2 separate regions of the Homo sapiens genome follow, and region 2 is linked to region 1. The links are chromatin loops, found by intact Hi-C in ENCODE. Cell type or tissue: MCF 10A. All regions are shown on one strand. Each heading gives the region's core, and the rest is flanking DNA. Links, peaks and the distances in the headings are about the cores only.

Evidence for each region. Peaks named below come from ENCODE experiments on the same cell type or tissue, not always from the same donor. Only the 100,000 strongest peaks of a DNase experiment are listed, where the experiment ranks them.
Region 2: a loop joins it to region 1, with 6 times the contacts of the local background. A loop is called at or near these places in 3 of 110 quality-filtered maps.

What each region holds. Positions count from the first base shown.
Region 1 is chr4:72,563,741-72,572,059 of GRCh38, forward strand. It overlaps ADAMTS3 (ADAM metallopeptidase with thrombospondin type 1 motif 3), which reads right to left and starts at 5,481. Exons shown (of 22, transcript NM_014243.3): 1 at 4,954-5,481; 2 at 3,634-3,661. The coding sequence starts at 5,022. In MCF 10A, for the core only: a CTCF peak has its summit at 4,178; DNase peaks (open chromatin) are centred at 4,241 and 4,471.
Region 2 is chr4:72,500,417-72,508,735 of GRCh38, forward strand. All of the region lies in intron 3 of ADAMTS3 (ADAM metallopeptidase with thrombospondin type 1 motif 3), which reads right to left. Among named protein-coding and RNA genes, the nearest start is that of ADAMTS3, 65 kb to the right of the region's middle. RefSeq lists an enhancer at 4,936-5,230. In MCF 10A, for the core only: a CTCF peak has its summit at 4,997 (motif pointing right); a DNase peak (open chromatin) is centred at 5,035.

The sequences.
Region 1 (8,319 bases), core at 1,744-5,743:
AACAAGAGCATTCAAGGAAATTCAGAACATAGATAAACCTTAATATAATAATATCCTGCTTGCTAGATCTATTCATTGAATAACCAATATTTGAGGACCCACAAGCTACCAAGCACTGTTTTATGTACTAGAGATACAATTGGCATCAAAACAAAGTCTTTGCTCTCATGAGGGTTAATCTAGTGACAATGTTTACTGGTCAATAACTAGGTAAGTGACTCACACTAAACCTTACAAACTGAAACCTGAAAATGGTGAAAAATTATCTCTTAGTAAACTAGATATCTGAGAGAGTAAGATTAGCAACTTTATTTTTTTAAGATTGGGATGTAATGGAATTTGCAACTGAGGAACAGAAATAGGACAGATGCCCCAATTCCAAGAGGAATCAGGAGATGGAAGATATGCCCCAATTCCAAGTGGGGTCGGGAAAGGGAAGACAGCTTAACACTAAAGGATCACAATGCTTTTTCCTCAAATGATACTCAAGCAATCTCAGTGGTGGCTTATGAAACAAAAGGACTCAGAGAATTCTTTTTCAGATTTTCCAGTGTCTACAGAACTATGATTATTTCCTAAGCCACATGTGTCATTGAGCAAGCCTCCTTACCCAATTGGACCAGCCACACCAGTTTCCCACAATTAACTCAGGCATCCTACCAAGGCAATACTCTGAGTCAGAAATGACAGTGCTCCCTGATACGCCCTAGAAGTATGTCAATGATCTCATGAAACATACTTACACATATATACAGAAACATACTCAAACACACAGATATATATGTATGTATGGGTATAGGTAGGTGGTTAGAGAGGCAGTTCCTATCTGGTTGACAAAGAGGCACACAACTAGGTCAGGGTTCAAAACCTATTTACCCATTTTTTCTAGGGTGAATCCTACTTTCCCACATACCAAGAAGGTATTATTCCACTGGCTGAAGAGAGAAGGAAGGAGGCAATATCCTGCATGAGACACTATATTGGTGACATAGCTATACATATTCTAACCTGTCCCCATCACAAACTGCCTTCTCTTTACCTAAATAAAAGCCTTCCTAGTCTAGAGGGTTGAAGCATATAAGATATATTTTTGAAAATTGACCTTCTAAGTTAAATACTAAGAAGTACATATCCTGTGACTCTAGTTACAAAGAGCATGAAAAACTGACACAATCAATTTATCCTGTTAGAAGTCAGGAGAGCAGTCACCTTTCATAACGGGAGAATGCTTGGCAGTTGGCATGAGGGACGTACAGGGATTCCAGTAATGTTCAACTTATTGATCCAGCTGCTGACTGCTGACTGCACAGGAGCATTCACTTTGTGAAAAATCAGCAAAGTACACTTATATGCACCCTCCTACATCTATACTACACTTCAGTAGAAAGTATTTTTAAAATTTAGTTTCTTAACAACTTGTGGTTTATTACTCATTTATATTTAACCCTTCCTGAAACATTAAATTATTTAGAAATTATTCAGGGCCATGAAATTTATTTTCTAGCCAATTTGTTGAAAAATAAATAAATAAAATCTACAAACATTATTTGTCTTTCCTAATGTATTTCTGATCAAATAACACGTCCCCAGGTAGTTATATAAAACTACTTCTAAATCAGTTAATAGAAAAAAAATAAATAACGTGTTCAGGAGTGCATTTCACCAAATCTCCAGGTTAGCAGTGTAGCAGTGCCTTTACACATGGGAACAGGGGAGCAAAACTAATCACTGTACATAAGATTTTCTTACATATGATACATAAACCAAAGTGAAATGATAGTTATACTTTTGCTATCACAAGACCTGTGGGCCAAAATCTATTTTATTCAATCTGTTCTTCTCTTCATTCAACTGGAAAACGATAAATAAGAATGGTAATAATAAAAGAGAGAAATCCCATAAAACAGATGAATATGGGAACAAGTAAATCTTCAGCACTACACCCTAAGAGGGCTCCGCCTCCTCTCTTTCATACTGACTTATCTCTCCTCTGCCAAATTTAAGGACACCTGTACTATTTTCTTCCCTTTAAAAGGGCTACCATAGTAATTTACATTAGCAAAACAACTGAACCAAACTTCGGTTCAATCCAGGGCCTCTTATATGAGAGCATCCTAATTCTATCTTAAAATTCTAATCAAAGCTATATATTTTATGAAATTTTTTGGTGGAATGGGTGATCTTAAGACATCTTTTTAATTTGCATATTGAAAAGTTGGGACGTGTAAGTAATCAAATATTTAAGTAATTAAAAATAAGACAACTTTCTTCTCCCTACTTAAGAGTTGGTTAAAAAAAATTCTTTAAAAAGATAAGGATTGATGGCTGAATGTTATCAACTACGAATGACAAGTATCTGATCATAAACACTGTACTTTTAGGGCAGTTCTCAGTGCCTTTCCTCCCCACTGTTCTCCTCTTGCCGTCGAGGTCTAAGCTTGGGAAATACATCCAACAATGCTAAGCACTGAGTAGGAAGGAGCATTTTGATATATGCTCATATATTACAGGCTACATATACACACCTCTGGGCTTAGCTCTTGGGTTTCTTAGTTAACAAGTGTGAATCTCCACTGTGTACTATAACAGGTAGCTATGCAACCTCTCAAGCTTCATTTTCCTCATCTCTAACATAGGCACAATAGTATCCCCACCTCACAGTGTGGCTGTGGGAATCAGTTGACATAACACATGAAACAATCAACACTGTGCCTGGCATTTAATAAACGGCCAATGACTTGTAACTATGTTTGCAGCAGCAGTTATAAAAACTTTTCTTCTAAAAGACAGCTTTACAATATCACCTGACAAATACAGAATTGACAGAGACTAATACTCTGCCAAAAAGAAAAATTATCTTTTAAAGTAATCCAAGTAAAATGTGTATGAAAAGACTTTGAATGTAGCCTGGCTTCTTGCCAGATGACTTTCAGCCTCCGCATTCACAACAAATACATTATTCTAAACAGCTTCAAGAAAGACCATGGACTTCTGAGTGACCTGTTGCAAGTCACTTACACTCTCTGAATCTCAGTCTCCTCACCCATAAAATGGGAGTAAGAATCTCCACACCATCAGAAGAGTACTGGGATTTTAGATATTAGCAAAAGGCCTAACAGTATCTTTCACATTAGGAGATAATTATTTTAAAGCAGATTGAATAACAGAAGTCATCAGAGGATTTACCCAAAGCAGGAAAGATTGTAAGAGAAAAATTTCCATGCTCTGTACTTCATTGTTCTCTTCTATGTAGCATTCTTGCCTTCTGTTGTACTCAAATGTGCTCCTCCTAAATGCTACAGAAGTTGATGATTTTATTTCATTCATCTCCATATCATCTTACAGCCCCTCCATCATCTTCCAAGTACATATCAGTGGCTTGTACAAAGACAGTAATAAACTGATGCTTGAAATGTCCAACTGCAGGAGAATTTTTACCTCACTATAATTTAGCCCCAGGAAAGTGGGACCTTCCTCCAGAAAGAGGAAGAGAAGAACAGAAATGTTTCCGGACTACAGATTATTTTTTTTAACCACCAGTGGGAAACATTTCAGAAACAATATTTTGCTTAGCTCACTTCATTCCCTTACTTTCAACTTAAGATAAGAGTGACATCTGAGAACAAAGCTTACCTATTTGCACCATTTCTTCATTACCAGCCTGGAAAGGAGGGGGAAAGCAAGAAAAAGAAAGTTACTGGGTTTCATCTTATCACCTTGTGAGTTTTATTTCTACCATTAATGGTTTCCAAGAGCTAACTAATCAGGAGATGCTAGAGACTGGGATTGGTGCCTAAAGCCTGCACCTTGGTTTGTAGAAGGTTCCATGAGCCAATTCCATAACAATTTGGGGAAGGGAGTTGTTTGCCCCTTTTCATTTTAATTTAACACTTATGAAGCCAGCAAAAATACATACAGACTCTCAATGCTCTCTTCTGAAATGTCGTACTGGGTCTGGATTAGAAAAGAAAGTATGAATTTAACAGGCCAAAATACACCTAACAGGGGGCCTGATTAATCAGATTTAAGGTCAGGAATCAACTAGACAATTCTCTACTTTTTACCCTATGGTCGTTCAGACCAGGCCGACCGGAGAAGCTACAAAAACTAACAGAGAAATTCTGTACCCAAAGTCCCATCGGCCCAGTGCTGATATGATTTACTACAAACAGCTCCCCTGGCGGAGCCTTCTCAAGGACTCTTCTGAGAGCATCGGGCTTCACCTTGAGCCTCCAAAGGGTTGGGGGCAGGGCCGAAAAGAAACAGAGCTGCACTCAACTTAGCTTTAAAAAGAGGAGGAGTTGTGCAGAGGGGGAGGGGAGAAGGCGGCCGGCGCCTGCAGCCTCTGCCCAGGAAAACGGAGGGCAGGAAACGTCTCCAGCCCCCCTCCCCAACTGTCAAATCCTAGCCCGGCCGTGGTACTCCCAGGACACGTGTCTACTGGATCTCTCCCTGTCCGGCCCAAGGACTTCCTGAAACCCCCGCCTCCGGCTGCCCGAAAAAACCGTGAGTCAGTTCGGAGGAGAGAAAGCTCCAGGAACCCGACTCTGGCGGCAGCAGCCAGAGCGCTGGGATCCCGGACCCAGCGTCCAGAACTTCATTCAAGCGCCCAGACCGCCCTCCAGAAAGGGGAAGCCCAGATGGCCCGGCGAGGATGGGAACTGGCTGCGGTTTGTCACTAGGAATTGTTACGAATGTCGCAGACTGGTGAAGCCCTAGGTGTGACAAGACTGGGCTCCCGGAGTGGGAGTCGTAACCTCCCGTGCAACTCAACCCTCTACCCCCAAAAGCCCGCACGCTGCGCCCAGCCCTCAAAACACCGTTTCTGAACGCAAAAGATAACAGGGAAGGGTGGGAGGAGAAGGAGGAAAGAGAGGAGGGTAGAGAGGGGAGGAACTTTTCGGGAAAAGGTTGGGTTTGAGTTTTTTTTTATTGTTATTATTTTCCACTTACTTGTCCATCAGCTGAAGTCCTAACCTCTACCAGAGCGGCTGCTATCAACCAAAGTGACAGGAGAACCATCACGAGTCGAGTTCACTTTCCAACTACTGGGCAAAGCAAATGCCCAGAGCAAACCCACCCCCCCCGCCCAAAATAAGTTTCTTTAAGAAAAAAAGGAAAAGGGAAAAAATGCGAAATAGAAAAAAATGATCTTCTGTGCTTTGCTTCAATGAAAATGAAATTTGAGCTCTGAGACTGGCCCCCTCTGCTCTGCAGTTTTTTCCACTTCACCTTCTCACCCCGTCCTCCCAACACAGAGTGTGCAGGAGCGAGAAGGTGCTGTAAGCGGGCACAGGCTAAGCCTGGGAGAGGGGGAAGGGACGAGGGGCTTTCCAACTATCTCTGCCCAAAGCAGCTTTTTCGAGGCTTTTCGAGCACCATTGGTCCCTAAGGTTAGCGCGGAGAATGCTTGGGTTCCCCGGAGCACAGCAGGGGGAAGTATTAGCGAGAGAGACGAGCGAGCGGGAGCGGGAGAAAGAGGCAGGGAGAGGGCGACTCCGCCGCACACGCAGAGGTGGGGGCGGGAGGAGCGAAGGGGAGGAGGAGAAGGCAGGCGGAGGAGGTGGGAGGAGTGGGCCGCTCGCCGGCTCCTGTTGCTCGCAGCGCGGCAGTCTGCTGGCTGCTGGCGACCCGCGGGGCGCTAATAAGGCGTCCGGAGCTCCCCGGACTGCCCCTCCCGCCGTGGCGCCCACGTCATGCGGGGCCCGAACCCGCGCCCCCCGCACCGTGTCAGGATTGGAGACCGCTCGGGGGCTGGTGTGGCCCGGGCTCGACCTCCCACCCTGGAGCCTCTCCTTCTCCGCCTAGGGCGAGAGGAGGGGAGGGTCCAGGGGCGCCACCGGTCCCGACTGGCGGGACGCGCGTTGAGTTAATTATAGGAAGGGGGAGGGTCCGAGGGCTGGTCCTGGGCTGTAGGAAATTCACCTCCTCCAACCTCCACTGTTCTCCCAGCCAGAGAATTCTCCCCGAAGAGAAGCCCTGGAACCTCCAGATCTTAACCACGCGGTGATCTCCCTTCCAGGCACCAGTCACCTCCCACGTTTTGGCAGGGGGTGTCCTTCTTTGTAAGCTCTTGTTTAGGCTTTATTCGTTTATATTAGTTTTAAAAGATACCACGTCCTTTCCTTGACTCACCCGGATGCTTCCGTTTATCACTAGAGTACACAGGCCTCAGCGACTCTTCCTCACACCCAGATTAAGTTATCAAATGATTTCTGCCCGCTGTGGCCTGGCGCTTCCTGAGGGGAAATGACACCAACCTGAGAGTTTGCTGGAATCCTAGCCCAGGCCCACCTCCCAGGCGTAGACACCTGTGGGTGCTTTCCAGAAAGCAGACAGGAGGAAAAGGAAATAGCTCCAACCTCCACTGACCGGTCCACGAGCCAGGAGTGAGTAGACACAAATTTAGATACGAACTTCAAGACTTCAACTGGACAGTCTTGAAGAGGCCTGCCCACAATAAAACGAGCTAGTGTTTATCTTGTTATGAGATGCAAGATAAGTCATAGTTCTTGTTCTTTTTTAAAAGCAATGTGAGTTTGGAGGGTTTCCTATAACTTCGATTCATTGTTTATTCCTGGAGAGGTAACGTGATGGTTGTGCCTTTAACTTAAGCATGGAAAGATTTGGTGTTCACTGATGTTTTATCTGCTAAGTCTTCTCAAAATCATATATCGAGGACATTTACATATACAAATGAGAAACTAGGTAACTAAATGGCCCCACCTAGTAAAACAGGATATTAGGTCAATTAGTTATTAATTGGAATTAGAATTAGACCCCAGCACTGAAGTATCTCTAAATTACTTTTTTCCTTCAATTAAAGCCTGTAGCATTTTTGTAACTTGTCATTAACTAGCTATCCAGGAGTGATTTGCTACATTTTACACCGAGTTTGTCTATTCATTAAAAAGAAGTAACCCTAAGCATTCCATAAATGAAAAATCTGTCAATTTACACTGACAAGTAAAAGAACACTAGAGATACACATTAGGAGATCTAGGTTCTAGACCCAGCTAACAGCTGTCTTACCTTGACAAGTCAGAATAAACCTCTATTTTGGTTTCTCCTCTATGAGATATTTGAGATCTAAAATCATCTGATTTTAGGTAATAACAAATAATGTATTTAACCATGTTATTACAGTAGGCCCTTTTGTGTTAATTTTACAACATTCAGACATTAGTTATCACCTAACTCCCGGCATAGCAAGCAATTCATGTGACTTTCAGGAAAGCAGCGGCTTCAGACATTTTTGGCCATCACCACAGAGAGAAATGCATATTGCATAGCGACCCAGTAAAAATTTCATGATTCAGTACTTACCTGTACTGCATGCAACAACCCTGATATTTTTCTTGCCATTCTTTCCCTGCAACCCCAATTGCAGATGAGCACTCAATTGATTTCACAACCCAGCAAGTCATGACTCTCACTTTGACAAAGATCAGTTTAAGAGCATGCAATAGGGTTTTTTTTTAATTCTAAATGAGTTCTAATTAATAGGGTTCTCCTAATATATTCTAAGGCAGAGTTTCCCAAAGTATTCCCTGGAATATTAAATGTTTTACCAGGAAAAGGAAAATTCTCAGACAGCCAACTGAGCTCATGAAATACTTAGATAAATGAAACAAAATGGCTCTCCTTATTTCAGACTTCAGGGTACCTATTTAAACAAACACATTTGTAGTCCCAGCTACTCCAGAGGCTGAGGCAGAAGAATCGCTTGACCCCAGGAGGCGGAGGTTGCAGTGAGACGAGATTGTGTCACTGTACTCCAGCCTGGGCGATAAAGCGAGACTCCGTCTGAAAAAAAAAAAAAAAAAAAAATTGTGAGTCTTCAAGGGGGAGATGTAGTGCAATTTGGTCTCCTTACTTACATGACCATAGAATCCTTTTTTCTCATGCTTTATCCTCTGTGGAACACACATGGGTAAATGACATTACAAAGCCCAACTATTAAAGCAAAATGAACTTCAAGTTAGATAGGTTGGATTCTCATGAGGATTCAGCTTCAGTTTTCTCAACTCTAATATCGGTTTCATAGTACTACTTTTGCAAACTCTTCATGAAAATTAACATGATCTTACATGTAAACTCTAGCACATTGTCTAGAATATGTAAAGGCTTCAGTGTAATTTTTTGAATAAAACTGATGGCATATGTACAGATGGCTCATTGGTAATAAAATATGGCAAGGTCTAAAGAAAATAGGAAAATGTAAATAGCTAAAACGTGATTGACTTTTAATTTTGCCAGAGAGGATGTTAGGAGTCAGAGACAGAGTCATTTGAGTTCCTTTCAAAAACTGACCCCTAC
Region 2 (8,319 bases), core at 2,924-6,923, 62 kb before region 1:
TTGGAGAAGTGTCTGTTCATGTTCTTTGCCCATTTTTAAGTGGAGTTACTTGCTTTTTGCTTGTTCAGTTAAGTTCCCTATAGATTCTGGATATGAAATCTTTGTCAGATGCATAGTTTGCAAATACTTTTCCCATTCTGTAGGTTGTCTGTTTAATCTGTTGATAGTTTATTTTGCTGTACAGAAAAGCTCTTTAGTTTAATTATGTTCTCCTTGTCAGTTTTTGTTTTTGTTGCAATTGCTTTTGAAGACACAGTCACAAATTATTTTCCAAAGCTGGTATCGATTATGGTATTTCCCAGGTTTTCTTCAAGAATTCTTGTATTTTGAGGTCTTACATTTAAATCTTTAATCCATCTTGAGTTAATTTTTATATAAAGTGAAAGGTAGGAGTAGTTCCGTTCTTCTGCAAATGGCTAGCCAGCTATTCCAGCACCATTTATTAAATAGGGGGTCCTTTCCCTATTGCTTACTTTTGTTAAGTTTTTTAAAGATCAGATGGCTGTAGGCATGTGGCTTTATTTCTGAGTTCTCTATTTTGTTCCATTGGTCTATTTGTCTGTTTTTGTGCATGTACCATGCTGTTTTAGTTACTGTAGCCTTATTGTATAGTTTGAGGTCAGGTAATGTGAGGCCTCTGGCTTTGTTCTTTTTGCTTAGCATTGCTTTGACTATTTGAGCCTTTTTTTGTTTCTATATGAATTTTAAAATAGTTTTTTCAAATTCTGTGAAAAATGACATTGGTAGCTTGAGAGGACTCGCAATGTGTCTGTAAATTGCTTTGGACAGTATGGCCATTTTAACAATATTAATTCTTCCAATCCATGAGCATGAAATTTTTTTCAGTTTATTTGTGTCATCTATAATTTCTTTCAGCAGTATTTGATTGTTGTCCTTGTAGAGCTCTTTCACCTCTTTGGTTACATGTATTCCTAGGTATTTTATGTATATTTATTTAAGCTATTTTAAATGGGATTGTGTTCTTGATTTGGCTCGCAGCTTAAACATTATTGATATATAGAAATGCTACTAATTTTTATACATTGATTTTGTATCCTGAAACTTCATTGAAATCATTTGTCAGTACCAGCAGCTTTTTGACAGAGTCTTTAGGGTTTTTTTAGCTCTAGAATCATATCATGAGCAAAGAGAGATAATTTGACTCCTTCTCCTATTTGGATATCTTATTTCTTTCTCTTGCCTGATTTATCTGATAAGGACTCCCAGTACTATGTTGAATAGGAGTGGTGAGAGTTAGCTTCCTGTTCCTGTTCTCAAGGGGAATGCTTCCAGTTCTTGACTGCTTAGTATCGTTGTCTCCTATGGGTTGGTCATAGACAGTTATTAAAATTTTGAAGTATATTTCTTTAATGCTTAATTTCCTGAGGGTTTTTTTATCATACTGGGATGTTATCAATTTTATCAACAGCTCTTTCCACATCTATTGAGATGATCGTATGATTTTCTTTCTAATTCTGTTTATATGGTGAATCACCTTTTTTGATTTGTGTTTGTTGAACAAACCTCGCATCCCAGCAATGAAGCCTACTTGATCATGGTGCATTCACTTTTTGATGTGCTGCTGGATTTAGTTTGCTAGTATTTCCTTTTCAAGATTTTTGCATCTATGTTTAACAGAGATATTGGCCTATAGTTTTGTTTCTTTGTTATGTCTTTGCCAGGTTTTGGTATCAGGGTAATGCTGGCTTTATAGAATGAGTTAGGGAGGAGTTCCTCCTCCTCAATTTTTTGGAGTAGTTACAGTATGATTAGTGCCAGGTCTTTTTTGTACATCTTGTAGAATTTGGCTGTGAATCCATCTGGTCTGGGGCTTCTTTTTGGTGGTAAGTTTTTTATTGCTGATTGAATATTGGAACTTGATACCATTCTGTTCAAGGTTTCAATTTCTTCCTGATTCAATCTTGGAAGGTTGCGTGTTTCCAGGAATTTATTCATTTCCTCTAGATTTTCTAGTTTGTGTGTACATAGGTGTTCATAATAGTCTCTGAGAATCATTTGTATTCCTGTGGAATCAGTTGTAGTCACCTTTGCCATTTTTTATTGTGCTTATTTGGACTTTCTTGTTTTCACAGTTAATCTAAAGAGCAATCTATCAATCTTGTTTATTCTTTCAAACGCCTACTTCTGGTTGCTTTGATTCTTTGTGTGGATATTTGGGTCTCAATTTCATTCAGTTCTTTTCTGACTTAAGTGATTCCTGCTAGCTTTGGGATTTGTTTGTTCTTATTTTTCTAGTTCCCCTAAGTTCAATGTTAGATCATTAATTTGAGATCTTGCTAACTTCTTTTTATTATTATTACACTCTAAGTTCTGGGGTACATGTGCAGAACATGCAGTTTTGTTACATAGGTATACACTTGCCATTGAGGTTTGCTGCACCCATCAACCCATCACCTACATTAGGTACTCCTCCTAACGTTATCCCTCCCCTAGCCCGCCACCCACTGACAGGCTCTGGTGTGTGATGTTCCCCTCGGTAAGTGTTTGGCACTATAAACTTTCCTCTTAACACTACTTATGCTGTATCCTAGATATTTTTGGTATGTTGTGTCTCTATTTTCATTTATTTGAAAGGTTTTTTTTGTTTCTTTTGTTTTTGTTTTCTTGATGGAGTCTCACTCTGTTGCCCAGGCTAGAGTACAGTGTTGCAATCTCAGCTCACTGCAACCTTTCCCTCCCAGGTTCAAGCGATTCTCTGCCTCAGCCTCCCAAGTAGCTGGGATTACAGGTGCCCACCACCACGCTTGGCTAATTTTTTGTATTTTACTAGAGATGGGGTTTCACCATCTTGGCCAGGCTGGTCTTGAACTCCTGACCTTGTGATCCACCCACCTCAGCCTCCCAAAGTGCTGGGATTATAGCCGTGAGACACCACTCCCAGCCTTGACAGTATTTGTTTATTTCTGCCTTAATTTTATTGTTTACACAAAATTCATTCAAAAGCAAGTTGTTTAATTTCCATGTAACTTTGTGGTTTTGAGAGATTTTCTTGGTAATGATTTCTATTTTTATTCCACTGTGGTCTGAGATTATAGTTGGTATGACTTCAGTGTTTTTATTTTATTGAGACTGCTTTATGGCCAAGCATGTGGTCTATCTTGGAGTATTTTCCATGTGCAATTGAGAATATACATTCTATGGTTGATGGGTAAAGTATTCAGTAGATGTCTATCAGCTCCAATTGGTCAAGTGTTGAATTTAAGTCCAGAATTTCTTTGTTAGCTTTCTGCCTCAATGAGCTTTCTAAGGCTGTCAGTCAGTTGTTGAAATCCCTCAGTATTATTGTGTGACTGTCTACATTTCCTAACAGGTCTAGAAGTACTTTATGAATACAGGTCCTCCAATGTTGGATGTGTATATATTTAAGACTGTTAAGTCTTCTTGTTGAATTTAACCCTTTATCATTATGTAATATCCTTCTTTGTCCTTTTTTACTGTTGTTGGTTTAATGTCTGTTTCATCTAATATAAGAATACTTATCCCTGCTCTTTGTTGTGTTCTTTGTGCATAATAGATTTTTCTCCAACCCTTTATTTTGATATTATGGATGTCATTATGTGTGAGATAGGTCTCTTGAAGACAGCAGATGGATGGGTCTTGCTTTTTTATCCAAGTTGCCACTCTGCCATTTAAGTGGGATGTTTAGAACATTTACATTTTAATATTGATATGTGAGGTTTTGATGCTATCATGAAGTTGTTGACTGGTTGCTTTGTAGTTTCTACTGTTTGGTTGCTTTATTGGGTCTGTGGGCTATGTACATAAGTGTCTTTTTGTGGTAGCAGGTATTGTTTTATCATTTTCAAGATTTATTGTAAAGTTGGTCTAGTGGTAAATTCCCTTGGTACTTGCTTGTCTGAAAAAATATTTTATTTCTCTTTCATTTATAAAGCTTAGTTTGGTGAAATATGAAATTCTTGATTGGACTTCCTTGTCTTTAAGAAGGCCGAAAATAGGCCCTGATCTCTTCTGGCTCGTAAGGTTTCTGCTGAGACCACTGTTAGCCCAATAGAGTTCCTTTTGTACATGATCTGACCTTTTACTCTGGTTACATTTAATTTTTTTTCTTTAGCACTGGATTTGGACAGTCTGGTGACCATATGCCTTAGGGATGTTAGTTTTGTATAGTATTTCATAGGTGTTCTCTGGATTTCTTATACTTGGATATCTACCTCTCTAGGAAGGTTAGAAAAATTTTCTTAAATTTTTCATTCAAATATCTTTTACAGGTTGTTTTCTTTCTCTACCTCCTCTCAGAAACACCAATAATTTGTATGTTTGTATGCTTTACAAGATCCCATATTTCTCAAATGTTTTGTTCATTTATTTTAATTCTTTTTCTTTATTGTTAACTCACTGGATTAGTTCAAAAACCCAGTTTTCAATCTCTGAAAGTCCTTCTTCTTGGTAAAGCTACTTATAAAGTTTTCAATCATATTTTGAAATTTCTTAGGTGAGGTTTTCAATTCCAGAAGCTCTAATTGATTTCTTTTTAAGATGTTTATCTCTCCCTTCATTTCCCATATTGCTTTAGAAGATTTCTTTGTGTTGATTTTCAACCTTGACTTGGATCTTGTTGAGCTTCCTTGCAATCCACGTTTTACATTCTTTATCTGTCATTTGTGAGTTTCCATTTTGATTATGGACCATTGCTGGAGAGTTAGTGAGACCCTTTGGTGGTGTCACTACATTCGGATTTTTCATGGTGTCAGAATTCTTGTGCTAGTTCCTTATCATTTGGAGATGCTGGCAATTCTAATTTTTATAGTTATTTTCATGTGGGTAGGATTTTTTCTTTTTCTCTATAATACTGTTGTTTTGTTTCTTCTTTCCCTGTCTCTTTACCCTCTTCCCTAGAGTGTGTGACTGAAGAAAATGATGGGTAAGGTCTTTTGTCTTTGACCCTATAGCACTATGCACTTCTGTTGGTAGATTTTTTTACTGGGGTATGCAATTTGACCTATAAGTCAGTAGATGGCGCTTATGGGTAAGAGCCGGCTATGGCCAATAAGGCAGGGTATATGCTTGATCCTTGTTTACTGGTAAAAGCTGTCTGTTGCCCCAGGGAATGGGCTGACTCCTGGAAAGCACAGCAGTCCAAGCTCCCTCCTCAGCCCTGGAAGGAGACGGTAGAGGGGAAGGGCAAGATGGACAAATACACCTACAGGTCCCCTGATGGCAGGCACATGCACAAGTGCTAAGAGACAGTCCAGTGGGCAGCCACCAAGTACCCAGAGGTATAGGTAGGCATGAAACTGGGAAACCTCCTTAGCCCTGAGTTCCCTGCCTGGAGATGGCAGGGGGCAGCCTAGACTTCTAATCCTGGAAAGTGGACACTCCAGATGGCTGTAGGTCTGCCTGGGCATGGAGCAGAGAGGACCATCCTGCACCAGGATCTCTCTGCATAGGAAGTGTGAAGCAGCTCAGGCTGCTGTTCCAGGTGAGCAGGTGCTCCAAATGCTTGGAAATCTGCCTGGGTGTGGAGTGGAGATGGTGTCCCTGCACCAACATCTCTGAACAAAAAGAGTGGGGCAATTATGCCTGCAGAACCAGGCAAATGAGGGCTTCCAATGCATGGAGATCTGCCTGAGCATGAGGCAGAGAGGGCACCCCCATACCCAGATCTCTGCACAGAAAGATGCGGTGACTCAGGCTGTTAGTCTATGCTAGCAGTTGCTCCTAATTCTTGGAGATCTGCTTATGTATAGAGCAAAGAGGGCTCCACTGCACTACGATCTATGCACAGGAAAAGTGGGGTGGCTTAGGCTGCTGATCAAGGTGAAGGGATGCTCAAAAAGCCTGGAGATCTGCCTGGCTCTGGAACAGAGAAGACCCTGCTGCACAAAAATCTCAGGGGAACAGGCTGGGGCACCCAGCAATGGCACATGCAGACCAGATCCAGGTTGTCAAGCTGGCCCTGGCTGCAGGTCTCATCATTCAGAAGAACTGTGATTGGGGGAGGGCACAATTCCAGTGCCAACTGTTGAGGCACTTTCCAAAGTTCTGGCTGTGGTGACCCCTACCCTGCTCCAAAGCAAGCAGTTCAATTGCTGGCCCAAGACTAAAATGCCTACATGTCCATCATGCCAGCTCACCACAGAATGGCTGATTTTATATGAACTCAGGTTAAAAATTGTGTGCTGTTCTCAGTCCCACATCTAGGGAAATGCTTGCAGCTCTTTCTGGTATCTTTCCCTCACAGCATCTCTAAGCCTCTCCCTAAGTTACCTCCAGGACCTGGGAGAAACAGAGCGTTCTTCCTTGACCTGGGTTGCTCACATACCCAGTGGAAAAGTGTGTCACAGAGGGAGGTTCTCTGCTTCTCTCACATACTGGGGCTTCACTCACTTTTATCAGCCAGTCTCTGTCATGTGGCTGTTTGCCCACATTTTCCCCCACCAGGATCTGGGATGTCCTTCATGATTCCAGTGGATTCCCATTTTTCTTCCTGAATTAAAGTTCACAGAGTTGGTCTTTATGCACTATCTTGCTATTTCCAAGTGCCTGAAGCACACTAAAAGCCTCTAATCCACCTTCTTCTAAATTTTTTCTTTGAGGGGAGAAAAGAAGACTGTAGTGTACCACTCCATATATCAACAAGAATAGTGAATGAAGGAAAAAGTGGCAGAGATTATCTAAATGCAGTATATAAAATATGTATGTGTGAATGTGTATATCTGCATATATAAGTGTGTATAAATATAGTTTGAGACCACTCAGGCCTATTTTTTATTTTTACTTTTTAAAAAAGAACTACAAAGCACCATCACTGTCTGTGGCAGGTCCATTATATATGCCTGCCCAGCTTCCCTTCCTCTTCTTGTGACAACCACACCTTATGCCTCTTTCGGAGGGCAACCCCTGCTGAGTCTCAGCAGCTCTGATGAGCTGTTAGTTACTGTGCCTTGGTAACTCAATCCAAGATTGTACAATCAGAATCTGACTCCTGAGAATTTAAATCTAGATAAGGGCCATACGAAATAGCTGGAACCTAACCATTCCAATTTCCCAGGAACTATGTTTTGATTGTGAGTCCTCTCACTATCCCAGTTCTTGCTCTTGAAGCTTGGTTGCTTAAGTTTGCCTTCAATTTCTGTTAATTACCTAATATGTTTCTAGTATATTTCATTATTTCATGATGTTATCCAGATAGCATTTCTCTTGCCAGCAACCAAAAAACTCCAACTGATAAGAGAGACACATTTTGAGAACACACCTTGTTTCGGTACACTATTTGTAGGGCACTGTTTCTCAATGAGCATTTAAAGCACTATAAAAATCCCACCACTGCATCCATGAAACCCTTTCAGATTGTCATAAAATCAAGAGCCACTCTTGTGTTTATCCTGTTAGCCTAACAAAACCCTCCACAGGCTATCTGTCTATTTTCTAACTAAAGGTTTGAAATCTCCTGTTATGAATATCCAGTACACAGTCAAATGTCCTTTTTTGACTTGCATATTTAACGCCTTATTGCCTGTTTACTGCTTTACATTTATGCTGATTTATTAAGTCACATATGCCTCTATTAACATCAAGTATGTCATTTTTACCTTAGAATATATGCAAGTAAAATGCATAATAACATGGACTGTGCAAAATTATCATTCACCATAACAATAATATGCATAGTTACATGCACAATTCAAAACCACATCTCTGAAGGGCAATAAACAAACACATGCACATTGTAAAATATTCATAAGTCATTAAAGTAAAACATAGAAGTCCCCCTAAACACACATTTCCACTGACCCTGCAAATCTCCTCTCTATAAATTACAGCTAACAGTTGGGGTGTTACATTTGTCTCAGTACCTCAGCAATGACTCACTCATAGCAATAGTTCTTTAGAGGCCTATAAGCAGACTGAATGGAAGAGTTAAAATGGGTTAGTGGTTAAAATCTCCCACCAATAACCTAAAAAATTGAGAGTTATTTTTATCTTACTTTTCTAAGATATTTTTCAAGGTAATTGGAGAAAACAATGAGTATGGTCATATTTTACATTAGGAAGATGAGTCAAAAAAGGATTTAAATGAGTTTCTGATTTAAATACGTTTCATTTCCTTAATAAGTTTTTCCAAGAAAAAGAAGAGTTAGAGAAAAGAATTTGAATTTTCGAAGGAATGTTTTTACAAATATCATCTGGCTGATTCAATCATAAACAAGAGTAATTTCATAATACCAATATTGAATCAGTCATAGCTATTCATTATTACATTCTATAAGAATTTCTTAGGAGGAATACTATTTTGGCATAATTTGAGTTAACAAAAAATACGTACTGTATAATTTT